Linked DNA regions of Homo sapiens: regions 1 and 3 are each linked to region 2. The links are chromatin contacts, found by Hi-C or POLR2A ChIA-PET in ENCODE. All regions are on one chromosome and are shown on one strand. Each heading gives the region's core, a stretch centred on a gene start or an enhancer-like site at or near the end of the contact. The rest is flanking DNA. Distances are from core to core; before and after follow the strand shown. Region 1 overlaps MSI2 (musashi RNA binding protein 2). Region 2 overlaps MSI2 (musashi RNA binding protein 2). Region 3 has its middle 10 kb from the start of CCDC182.

The links. Hi-C counts contacts between places; a loop is a spot of excess contacts on that map. ChIA-PET counts read pairs that join two places held with the same protein, here RNA polymerase II (POLR2A). Pooled maps may share reads with other maps.
Region 1: a pooled map shows a loop between it and region 2 (2.7-fold over the local background). The contact joins two enhancer-like sites. A Hi-C loop is called at or near these places in 4 of 50 pooled maps. POLR2A ChIA-PET finds 5 or more read pairs at or near these places in 2 of 52 experiments (CD8-positive, alpha-beta memory T cell and activated CD8-positive, alpha-beta memory T cell).
Region 3: a pooled map shows a loop between it and region 2 (1.9-fold over the local background). The contact joins two enhancer-like sites. A Hi-C loop is called at or near these places in 1 of 50 pooled maps. POLR2A ChIA-PET finds 5 or more read pairs at or near these places in 4 of 52 experiments (HCT116, Panc1, SK-N-SH and 1 more).

The regions. Positions count from the first base shown.
Region 1 is chr17:57,356,056-57,359,900 of GRCh38, reverse strand. All of the region lies in intron 5 of MSI2 (musashi RNA binding protein 2), which reads right to left. Among named protein-coding and RNA genes, the nearest start is that of MSI2, 100 kb to the right of the region's middle. Within about 2 kb of position 2,445, at least 23 of the 41 ENCODE cell types and tissues checked have a DNase peak (open chromatin) inside an H3K27ac peak, as active enhancers do.
Region 2 is chr17:57,576,495-57,580,377 of GRCh38, reverse strand. All of the region lies in intron 7 of MSI2 (musashi RNA binding protein 2), which reads right to left. Among named protein-coding and RNA genes, the nearest start is that of MSI2-AS1, 30 kb to the left of the region's middle. RefSeq lists enhancers at 422-922, 923-1,423. Within about 2 kb of position 2,402, at least 15 of the 41 ENCODE cell types and tissues checked have a DNase peak (open chromatin) inside an H3K27ac peak, as active enhancers do.
Region 3 is chr17:57,733,370-57,737,232 of GRCh38, reverse strand. No RefSeq gene overlaps it. Among named protein-coding and RNA genes, the nearest start is that of CCDC182, 10 kb to the left of the region's middle. RefSeq lists a silencer at 424-602 and an enhancer at 1,270-1,339. Within about 2 kb of position 1,863, at least 2 of the 41 ENCODE cell types and tissues checked have a DNase peak (open chromatin) inside an H3K27ac peak, as active enhancers do.

The DNA of each region.
Region 1 (3,845 bases), core at 1,196-3,695, 220 kb after region 2:
CTGAGTGGCATCACGAGGGGTGGGGAGCTCAGCATAGTGGGTGACAGGCTAAGGCAGCAAATAGGAGAACACTCATAAAGAAATTTTAAACTATATTCATTGCAAAAGAAAGCAGAGTAAGCCAACCATAAAGGAAATGGTAGTGGGGTCACCAAGGGCTCGACAGGGCTTCAGCCAGGGCCTCAACAATTGGGATTTCCGAAAGGGAAGCAGCAATGCCTGCTGTAGCTGCCAGGATCCTATAGTTTGGGGTGTCATCACTTGACCTCAGCCACTGGATGGCAGATGCAATTCCCCTACCCATGACTGGGTACAAACTTTGCCATCAAGTGCTATTAATCTCACTACCAGCTTTTATTGAGGACTCACTCAGACAACCTTGGCAGGGAGGCAGTACTGGGACATCCATTTTATAGTTGAAGAAACTAAGACTCAGACAGGTAAGTCCGCCCCCCAGAATTACAGAATTACAGAAGTTGGTAACTGGACTTGGAGCCTTTGTCTTTCTGACTTTAAGACCCATGCTCTTAACTATCAATCACCCTATTCTATCTCCCTTGTAGCTGAATTCAATAATATTAAAGCTGAATTCAATAAAATTAAATTTTAAAAATAAATAAAGATTAAAATGCCCATATTGAGTTGGAACAAAGATATGCCACCATGAGACCCAGACAGCTTGATGGGCTGGCTCTCAGCAGAGATGTGCCCCACTCCCCAAACCCAAGCAGTGGGACCTAGGGGATTTGGGGAATCGGAGAGAGTGCATAAGATGCAGGGTCATTCCTCCGGGAGTGGCGGGAGAAAGGAAGGGGCCCCTGCCACTGGGATGGCAGGACCACCTGTTCACCTGCTCTGCTGAACAGTTCCCATTCTCCCACCCAAGTTCTGGCCAGCAATGGCATCAAGAGACTTTTGTGGGTGAACAGAGTTGCCCTCTATAAAACCAATCGCAAAGTATAAGGAACAGCCCTCTATAAAACCAATCTCAAAGTATGAGGAACACTCCTCAAAAGATGATACGTTGCTAGGGCTGGGCCCTAGCAACATATCATCTTCGATTTCACCTACAATCTTCTTGACCATATTTACATTTTAACATGTACAACACTTTAGGTACAGACACTTCTATAAAACTGTTAGAAGTGCAATGAAAATCAGCACTTCTTTTATTTGTCCTAAAATTATTTTCCTCAAACCTTGTACTTATGGTTTTCATGGAATTTGTGTGACCTTCCCTCTTTTAACCTCACTGGGCCATTTCATTTGCACAATGAAAGCTTTGATCTAACAAACCTCCAAGGCCCCCTCCAAACGCTAATGACTAGGATCTCACATCCCATATTCACCTTTCTAATACATCACTTTCATACTCAACCTTCTCCAATCTCACTTTTCCAAAAGATCCTTGTACTAGTGATGACTTTCTAGGATGACCATTAGTCCATAAGATGCCTTTGCATGAATCAGAAAAAGATGCTTCCTTCCTTCAAATGGACGCAGCCTGGCCTCAGAGCCTTGAGTCATTCAAGGTGTTACCTGGCAAGCCCTTAACCTTAAATATCATTGCAATCTTCAGAAGAGCCAGCTTCAGCCCATGAATGCAACCACCCAGGAGAAAAAATGCCTGAAGGAGTCATTCTGGTTTTACAGGTACAAATGCTGTCCATAAACACACACACACACACACACACACCCCCCCACACACACAGAAAAACCCACGAAGATCTTTCTCTTCTTCCCTCTGCCCTCAACTTTTCACTGATGCTTTTCTTTAAGGGCAAATAGTTGCCAAGGTCTATAACTGCAAGCTTTGCAACTCCCCGTGGGAGCCAAGCCTGCCAAGTGTGGTGCCTCAAATAGCAGCCCCCAAAGCTGTGGGGTTCACTGAGTATCATTCAAGACAGAAGCAGGAAAGCATGTGTGTGACCACAAGACCTCAGAAAGGAGATGGGGCTGTACAGAGATCCTGGCTGGATGATCAAGTCACTAAGGTCAAAGGTAAGGGCAAAGACTCAGTCAAGAGAAACAACAGAGCACCTTCAGCTCATCAAAAAAAAAGATTAATGTATTAATCGGAACACTAAGCATTTCTCCCTTGAGTATTTTCTCTTCCTATTTACTGATCAAATCTTTGTGAATGAAAGCACAATCCTCTTACTGGATCAAGAACGACACATACACAAAAGCCCCTCAACTGAAAAATCAAGTCGGGCAGGTCATGATTTCACCTTTATGTGAACAGGATGCAACCACAAAGGCCTGGATAGGGAGCTGGTGGCGCAGCTCCCACCAGCGTCATCGTTAATAAGTAAGCAGCAGCGGCCTATGCAAAGCTCTCCTCGCCCTGGCAAGCACACTGACCAGGTCTGAGCAGGCACGACCCAGCGGTGCCAAGAAAGCACAAGGTCTGGGGCAGAGCAGGAGGGAGGGGAGGTGTCTGTGTGCTGCCGAATGAAGCTCAAGTGGCTGGATCCAGCTCCGAAGGCCAGAAGCTCTAAGCAGCCCCTTCTACACCACACCACCCACTTCCTAATGTTGTTTTTCCCACCGGCGGTGGACTCTGACTCTGGGTGGCCTTGGGGGTCCTGGAGCTTAAGACCATGCAGAAGCTGTCACTCGGGAGACCAGAAGTTCAGAAGTAGGAGCTGCAGCCGCCTGGGTCTGTGGTTCTTGGCTGCCCCGAGAGGCAGTTCCTCTGCTTGGGGAGAAAGCAGGGTCTTTGTGGCAGTGAACAAGGCTGTCCTCAAGGAGAAACGGGGCCAGAGCTGCTTTGTTTTCTCAGGAAGGCCTGAATCATTAAGGAGAGAGCAAGCTCTCGAGCACACAAGATGAGAACAAATCAGCCCCGAGAAGCGGGGAAGGGTCTACTGAATGGGCCCTGGGCAGCTGGCCTGGGAGGTGCAATGTTGGAGCGTCTCAACCGGTCCAAAATAACCACACCAATTTGCACACGAATAAGCAAACACAAAACCCCAAAGCGAGGACATTCAAAACCGAAAGCAGCTGCTAATCACCTGTTTAATTTTTTTTTTCTTAAATTAGCTGCAACGAAGAATTTTCAAACTCTCAAATACAATACACGGCTTAACATTTTCATACACCTGTAAAACCAGTAAGTTAAATCCCATTACAAAAGACTCCAACTTATAAAGGAGCAGTTCAAATACAGTTCTTATCAAATATAAACAATGGAAAATGATTTAGGCATAAAACATCAGTCACTGGAAATTAACATTTGAAAAAAATTTTTTTACATAAAAACCATCTGTGTATTGAGATGGTGCACTCTGCTAAACCACAGGCCTAATTAGGAAACTAGGAACCAAGGCATTACAGAGCAATGCATTAAGTTTTGTGTGTTTTCGTCTTTGGGGGAGGGGGGATCTTGCTGAAATCTTATCAATACTGTGTTGTTCTTTCTTCTCTGTACATCTAAAATGATGTCTATGTCGGATTGCTAAGAGTGCTTTTGGCTGACAGACAAAACACAACTTGTCTTAGTCTGGGGTGGTTCTCCCTGCTGACGTCCCCACCCAAGGATAATCTGCTTAAGAGTCCAACCAGGGCATCAAAGTTATCAAGAAGATAAAAATGAAGAAACATGCCCGCCAAAAAAGAAGTTATGCAAAGAGGGGAGATCTGGTATGTGTGGGTAGTAAGGTCCAGAATTAAACCTTTCTTTCCCCGTCACTCTCTTTCCTAAGCAAAAGATTAAAAAAGACTGGCCAGGCACGGTGGCTCAAGCCTGTAATCCCAGCACTTTGGGAGGCTGAGGCGGGCAGATCACCTGAGGTCAGGAGTTCGGGACCAGCCTGGCCAACGTGGCGAAAACCCAACTCTAC
Region 2 (3,883 bases), core at 1,153-3,652:
TCAAGGTAAAGCCAGGGTCAGAAACACAAAAGCAGTCAGTCAGGAGATGCAAACAGATGCTGCCTCAGCCTTCATCGATAAACTTTGGTTTGGTGGGGGCAGGAGCCCTTCCCAGAGGAGGAAGATGAGTTCTGAACCAAGGCAAACTGTTAGGATATGATGATAAATGGGTTCACCCTGCTAGAGCTGGACAGAAAAATCAGTGCTAAGGGAAAACCCCAGGAATAATGAAGGCAGATCAGCCCCTGCTAGGCCCAAGTGGGAACAGAGAGGAGACAGCTGGTCACCTGGTTCTATTTTTTTTTTTTTTCTGGAACATTCTTTCAAGGCCCTAGGTACCCAGTAATGTAAAGGTTTCCAGTTTCCTGTGGTGAGGCCTTCTGAACATGTGGGTTATTATTTGTGGACTATGAATGGAAAGAGCCTCTGGATTTGTAGAAAAGGTTGTAAGTGGAAGGAGCCTGGGCTTTGGGTTCAGACATGGGTTGTAATCTCTGTTCCACAACTGATTGGCTGTGTCTCAGCTTTCTCATCCTTCAAATAGGGACAGCAGCATTATAGGGTTATAGAGGATTTAAGGAGAGAGTACACCGAAGCCTGGCACAGTTCCTAGCCCCCATCAGATGCTGAAGCACTCACGCCTCTCTAGAGGACCATTCTCATTACTTATATTGACTTGCTGTCATGACTTAATAATTTGGCCCTGTAGGATGTGGGTTCCAGAAGACGGCTGCCTCCAAGGGGCGGCTGCTCAGGGTCCTTGCGTTTACAGCAACATCTTCCCATTGACCAAATGGGGACAAAGAGGGCTGGAGATTAACTGAGAGGTGACTGTCTAGGGGAGAGGGGTCCTCAGATGTCCTGATGGCTGGCACAAGGCGGCCCTTGACTGGAGGCAGATGCGTCTGCCACTCAGAGCAGGCCACAGGGCACACCTTGAGGCCAGGCAAGGAGGCAAGACCTGGGTCTCCAACGGGAGCCACCGCCTCTCCCACCACCCAGCATGGGGGCCAGATCATCCCTGCGTCCTCCAGAGAAGGCAACCGAGCGACAGCAGAGCTTTCCCCAACTTGAAAATCACCGAGCACAGATAGCCATGTTACGGCCATTCTGCCACTTGGCCACAGAGACCAGTAACTTCAATTTATTTGTGTCTGGGGCCTTAAGGAACCTCAGCTGTCATCCTTTCCTTAGTTTATTACCAAATTTCTAAAATATTACATCCTTTATTATATCCAAATTCACTTTATTGCACTTGACAATACAGATAATCACATACCATATGCTCTAATGTTTTGAAACCAATGCATGTTGACAGCGGTTTTTATTCATGATGCATAATTCCATCCCCAGCTCACAATGAGGCATCTGAGCACCCAGCCTGGTGTTAAGACTTTTGCCTAATAACAGATTAACAATACAGCAAGTTTCCGAGACACACTCCCTCCCATGCCATTTTCTGTTTACAATGGGAAAAATGTACCTGGGCTGAAAAGATGGGCTTATCAAAGAGGAGGGGGAAAAAGAAAAACAACCCCGCATCATCACACACCCACCAGTCCCAGAGGGTTTATAATGATTTGTTACTGTTCCACGCTTATGAAACTTGATATTGAAAAGAGGAATTGGTTTTGCGCCAAGTAGCAAGGCAACTAATCACACCAACCCACACTGCTGGCCCCTGAGAATGGAAAGCACAAACTGCCCCAAAGCTCTCATTAGGAGTCTCTCTTGTTTTTACTCCTGTTTTGCTAGAAGCAAGTATTTGTCACTCCTCTACCTTGGTGAGACCATCCTTCTCCCGTCCCCTTCCCCTCATCCCCTGGGCATTCTTCTGTTCCCAATTAGCCCCAAGCTTCCTGGCGAAATGAATACAGCTGGGGATGCATCCTACCCCCCCAGTCCTGGCACCTCTCAAGCAGAAAGGCAAGGCCAGTAGGAACTGTCTTTGCAGCTCCTTCAGCGGCAGAGCCCCTTGTTCTGCGGGGTGGCTGAAGAGAAAGGGTGGATAATTTAAAGATGATCCCCTAGCTTTGCTGTAGTGCCCAGAACAAACAATGCCATTTCATACGTCCCCTAACTAAGCACTTTCATTTGCTTCAGAGAAGCACTCAAACAACTGTAAACCCATTAGATCATGTCAAACGTGGTGGGAAAGAGCTTGGGCTGTCACCAGCAGAGAATCAACTCAGATTTATAGATTCTTAAAGCTTTAATATATAGATATTTGTCTTCCCCCTGCAGATAGACAAGGGGACCAGGGCAGGGGCGGAGGAGGCAAGAAGAACGGCCCACAGCTCAGCGGCAGACAGATTGGAGTTTCACAATCATTCTCCCGGATAATGGGATTTCTCAACAAGGGGAGGAGCGGGGAGGAAGAAAAGCGAAGCCTTCACTTTGCTGAACACTTGGCTGTTTTTCCAAAGCTTTGCTTGCGGGTGGTGTGGGGGAGGAAAGAGATGTTATTATCAACAATGCCTCTGGAGTACCCAGTGACCTGCCGTGAACAAAAGCAAGTGGCGACCAAAGAAGGGCTGGAGTCCGAGGACGCAGAAACACTTACTCAGCCACCTACAAAGGAGGCCAAATGAATTAAGAGGCATCTTACTCCAAGTAATTGCTGTGCTTCTGAACAGCTTAAGTTATAACCTTTTTTCATAAATAAGAACCTACTTTCCCTTTGGGCTTACATCATGACTCCAAGAAAAGCTTTCTCTTTATTTCTTAATCATCTTCAGCAAGTAGGGGGCTCTTCCTACTACCTCAAAGGGTTTGGAATTTTCTTTTTAATTTTTTTCATTTTATCCTTTTCTCTTGCTTGTCTATCATCTACTGAGCATGGCAGTAAATAACTGGTAATTAAACCAATATCTACTGGAGACCAGGGCTTAAAGATATAATTTTATACAGAATCCTCCTGAAATATTACCAGTTGGGCTCTATGGGTCTGGAAATGGGACGGTTTGGACCAGGCTGGACTTTCATAATGCAGGACCCACCAGTGGTTTGCAAAGTGGTCCCTGGCCCCATCTTGCTGCCTCATCAATTCTAGTCTCTGAATATTTCTGGGGAAAGGGGCATCACCCCTCGGTACTTCATAAACACAGCTTGTTTGAGTTGGGCATCTTGAGGTGTTGCTAAATTCTTCAGCCCAAGGATCAGCCTTTCTCTTGGTAACTTCACAAACGGCCACTCATGGTTGGGGAAGCAGCCTGGCCCCCCTCCCAGGGGTAGTCCTTCAAGATCTAACGTAGCCACCTCATTTCTCCTTATTCGAGTCTCCTTGGTTCCTCTGGAATTTTTCCCGTAATACTGTCCTGGTCCCCATCAGACGACCTCCTCTGATGTGGTCTATCTTGTCAATGCCCCTCTTAAAATAAATGCCTGGAATGGAATATTCCACATGGGGTCTGAGCAGTGCAACCAAATACCGGACTGGACTTCCCTTTGTGGTGGCGTCCTTAGCAGCTCCATCACCTGTTGCCTCAAAGAAAACTTAACAGTCAACTAAAAAAACCCCAGGCTTCCTATAAACCATGTCAAAATCTCGCCCTGCCCAACCTTCCTTTTTTTTTTTCTTTAAAATTAGACATCGATTATAGTCATTTTTTTTTTTTTTTTTTTAAAGACAGATTCTCGCTCTGTCACCCAGGCTGGAGGGCAGTGGCGCATCTCAGCTCACTGTAACCTCCACCTCCAAGTTTCAAGCGATTCTTGTGCCTCAGACTCCCAAGTAGCTGGGATTACAGGCATGCACCACCGTGCCACTAATGTTTGTATTTTTAGTAGAGACAGGGTTTTACCATATTGGCCAGGGTGGTCTCAAACGCCTGACCTCAGGTGATCCACCTGCCTCGGCCTCCCAAAGTGCTGGGATTACAAG
Region 3 (3,863 bases), core at 614-3,113, 160 kb before region 2:
CCTCAATTTCCCCATATCCCTCATGGGGATAAAGACACTACGGGCCTCACAGGATACTTAGGTGAATTAACAGAGGGAATGCAGGTAGGGTAGGATAATTTGCTAAGACTTGTAATTATAATTCAGTTCCCTAACCCAAGAAGATAGGCTTTGTTCCTGGCCTTGGGGATTCTTGTTTGCTAGACCTCAAACAGATGTTGCCAGAGACCCAGAAGGGAATTTCGGCATTTGTGCTTGGAAGCCTAGATCATGGAGTGAAATTAAGCTGGATCAACCCAGAGTGTAGGGTGATGGAAGCAGGTGATTCTGTGTGCAAGAGGTGAAGGAGGCCAGATCCAAAGGCAAAGCTGGATCAGAACCTCAAATCTTCCAATCCACTCTGTGTGCTGAGCTGGCTGTGTGGGGCATGAGAGTCCTTCTCCCCAGGCTGGAGCAGATAAAATCTCCTTCTCTCCTCTCTCTCTCTCTCTTTCTCTTTGGAGTCTATTAAGTGCAAACAGGAGACAGCCAGCGCGTTGTCAATCAAGCCAAAGCTCACTGGGGCTGAGGTTTAGAACCAGGGTCCCTGTTCCTGGGCCAGAATCAGGACTTGAGGGAGGGGTTGCAGAGTCTGAAGGTTGGAGCTTGGTCACGATAGCCCCAGAAACAGAGCTCGCTGGGAGCAAGCAGAAGAGGTTTCTGGGGTTCCCCACCATGGGCCAACAGGCCTTGGGGCGGCAGATGGCGAGCCTGGCCAGCACAGAGTGGACACCTTGACTTTCAGAAAACCAGCCTCTTGGGAAAGGTTTTCAGAGAGCTTCCAATAGTCTTGGGCAAGAGGGCTACCTGTGTGAAAGCAGAAGGCAGGCCCTGTCCCTGAGACTCTGACAGTGGAACGCCGCTGGTTCTGGTGCCCTTGGCTTGTCTGTCACTATCGTCAATGGTTATTGCTTTGGGAGGGGTATGGCCCCATTTTTGAGTTTGACAGTTCTGGCGGAGTCAAACATGTCTCTACTAAATAAATTAGATCTCTCCAGGGCAGATCAATATTTAATGTGGGCCTTAAAAAGACCGACTCAGGAAATGAGTTTAAAAGTGGAGAATTTGCCTTAGGTAGCAATTTCTAAAATACAGTGGTATCAGGGGACAGATTATTCAAACCCAAGCCATGGATAATATAAAAACAGTTGAACAAGCCAAGTTCTTCTTCCAGTCCATCGGTGACTCTGAATCCCCTGGTTTTCCGTGTGCTACTCGCAAAGGATTAGTTCAAGTAAAAAGACACCTTAGAGAGGATCTACCCCAGGGATGGCAAAGGCCACATGCACTGCCTGGAGCCCTCCACAGGTGGCAGGCATCAGTCATCGATCCCAACACTCTTCCTGCTTGAGTTGGAGGCAGATTCATATTTTTTTTCTCAACATCTCGCTCCCAGGTAGCCACTATCTATACTGGTCACAGAGTGGCACTTGAGGTGACATTTATTTCTCATATTCATCAAGTCCAAATTTCTCATTTAGCAGAGGAGACGCTCAAGGTTACATAGTGATTAGTGGCTGATACAGGACCAGTGCCCTGTCTTCTTGTTTCTAAAATAGACTTTTTCCCCACAGGAATGTATTAGAGGTTAGGGTTCCATCAGAGATATTTTACTGACCCCTCTGTGAGCAACACAGGGCTTTCCCTGAGCAACATTTGTCTTTTTTTCTAGAGATAAAATTAGAGCATTTCAGGGCTAGAAAGCAACTTAGAGATCTTCTCCTTCTACTCTTTCTATCATGGGGAAATGAAAACTCAGAGAGGTCAAGTGATTTGCTTAGAAACACATAACAGGTGGTTCTTTCCTCTGCAGCAGCAATGTGCATTTCAGTCCTGGAGTTCTCATTTCAAGGCCTTAGGCAAAGTACACACATTTTCGGACTGCCGTTTTCTGGTCAGAATCTCAGGAACTAAGACTTGCAAAAGGTGTGTGTTTTAAGAAGTGCATAGCATCTACCGTTGATATATTTTGATGTTTACAATACACTTCCAGATTTACTTTCTAATTACATTTTGTTTGGTTGGTACAAAAAATTGCTTTGTATTCCCTAAACAAATAGTAGCTGGGAATCAAGATTTGTGCTGGGCCACAGAGGGAGGAGTTGGTTTTGTGCAGAAATCTTTTTAATGATTTGTGTGTGTGTGTGTGTGTGTGTGTGTTTGTGTGTGTATGCACGTGTGAGTGCAAAATGACAGTTTCTAAGACAAGGAAGACATTTTTTCTTTCTGGGGTGGAGGGGCAGGTAGGTGGCGTTTCAGTTCTAGGTTTCAGACCACTTATGTGGCCTCTATTTCCTCATCTATAAAATGGCAATAATGATACCTGTCCTCTTAACCTCAGAGGCAGGTTGTAAAGGTTGAATGGAATAATGCCTGTGAAGGAGTTTTAAAAAGTAAGAGATTGTTGAGACTGGGCACGGTGGCTCATGCCTGTAATCCCAGCACTTTGGAAGGCTGAGGCAGTGGATCACCTGAGGTCAGGAGTTTGAGAGCAGCCTGACCCACATGGAGAAACCCTGTCTTTACTAAAAATACAAAAATTAGCTGGGCGTGGTGGCACGCACGTGTAATCCCAGCTACTCAGGAGGCTAAAGGAGGAGAATTGCTTGAATCCAAGAGGCGGAGGTTGCAGTGAGCCGAGATCGTGCCATTGCACTCCAGCCAGGGTGACAGAGCGAGACTCTGTCTCAAAAAGAAAGAAAGAAAGAAAGAAAAGTAAGGGGTTATTGAGACAGGCAGAGAGGATGGAGCCAGTAGATTGTAGAGGGGGCAGCTCTCAGGAGTGGAGTAGTGGGGGGTGGAGGAGAAGTAGATGTTGCCTTGACACTGGGATGCTGGCAAGAATTTCCATGCCCTCATTACATGAGGTGCTCCTGTCAGATTTAAACCAAGCCCTCCTTTACTGCTTGAGACGCTGCGATATTTTAGGAATGGCAGCCCAAAGACATTCTGTGTTTTTAAAAGGTCTCTTTCCTGAATTTGCCACTGGGTATTATTTTTATGCCACTGTTCTGTTATCCAACTTCAAAATATACATCATATTTATATTGCCTCTGCTAAGCATATATTTTTATTTTATTGCTTACCATGTGGGTGACATTCGGTTATTGAATGTCTGGAGAATTGGATCTGGTTGTTGTTTTTTATTCTTCCCTTCGTAAGTGCTTGCTCTGATGTATTAATCTTTACAAAAGCAATGAGACAGGGACACATGAGCATTCACACTCACACACACACTAATCACATTGCCATTTTGTCTCACTTTGCGGGTGTGTGGCTACATTTATAAGAGCCGACAGATCTGAAATAGGTGGTCTGAACTGATTCAGGTGGGGAGCAATGAAGCCAGCCACCTCCCGGGGACTCAGTTAGGGAGGGAGGGAGAGAGAGCCTTTTGTCTTCTGTTTGTGAAGGACACACCAGGCGAGAACCAAGGAGGGAACCATTGTAAGTCTGAGCTGGAAGGGACCCTGGGGATATATTTATATGTCTATAAAAATATAGGCATATGTTTTATAGATATTTTATATCGTCTATATCCACATATCTATCTAGCATCTCACATAATTCCTGATCCTGGGATCAATAAATGGTTATTGAATGAAGGAACAAAAGAATAGTTATATAAACCCTTTACTGAAGTCGTATTCTGTGCAAGACACTTCACATGCACTCTCTAAGCCTCTCAGCATCTCCACAAAGTAATCCATTTTGAAAATAAGGGAAACTGAGTTCCTCAAAATGTTGTACATAAAATTGTCATATGACCCAGCAATTCTACTCTTTTGGGGGGTATGGACCTAAAGAAATTGAAAACAGTTACTCAAACAAATTTTGTACATTCA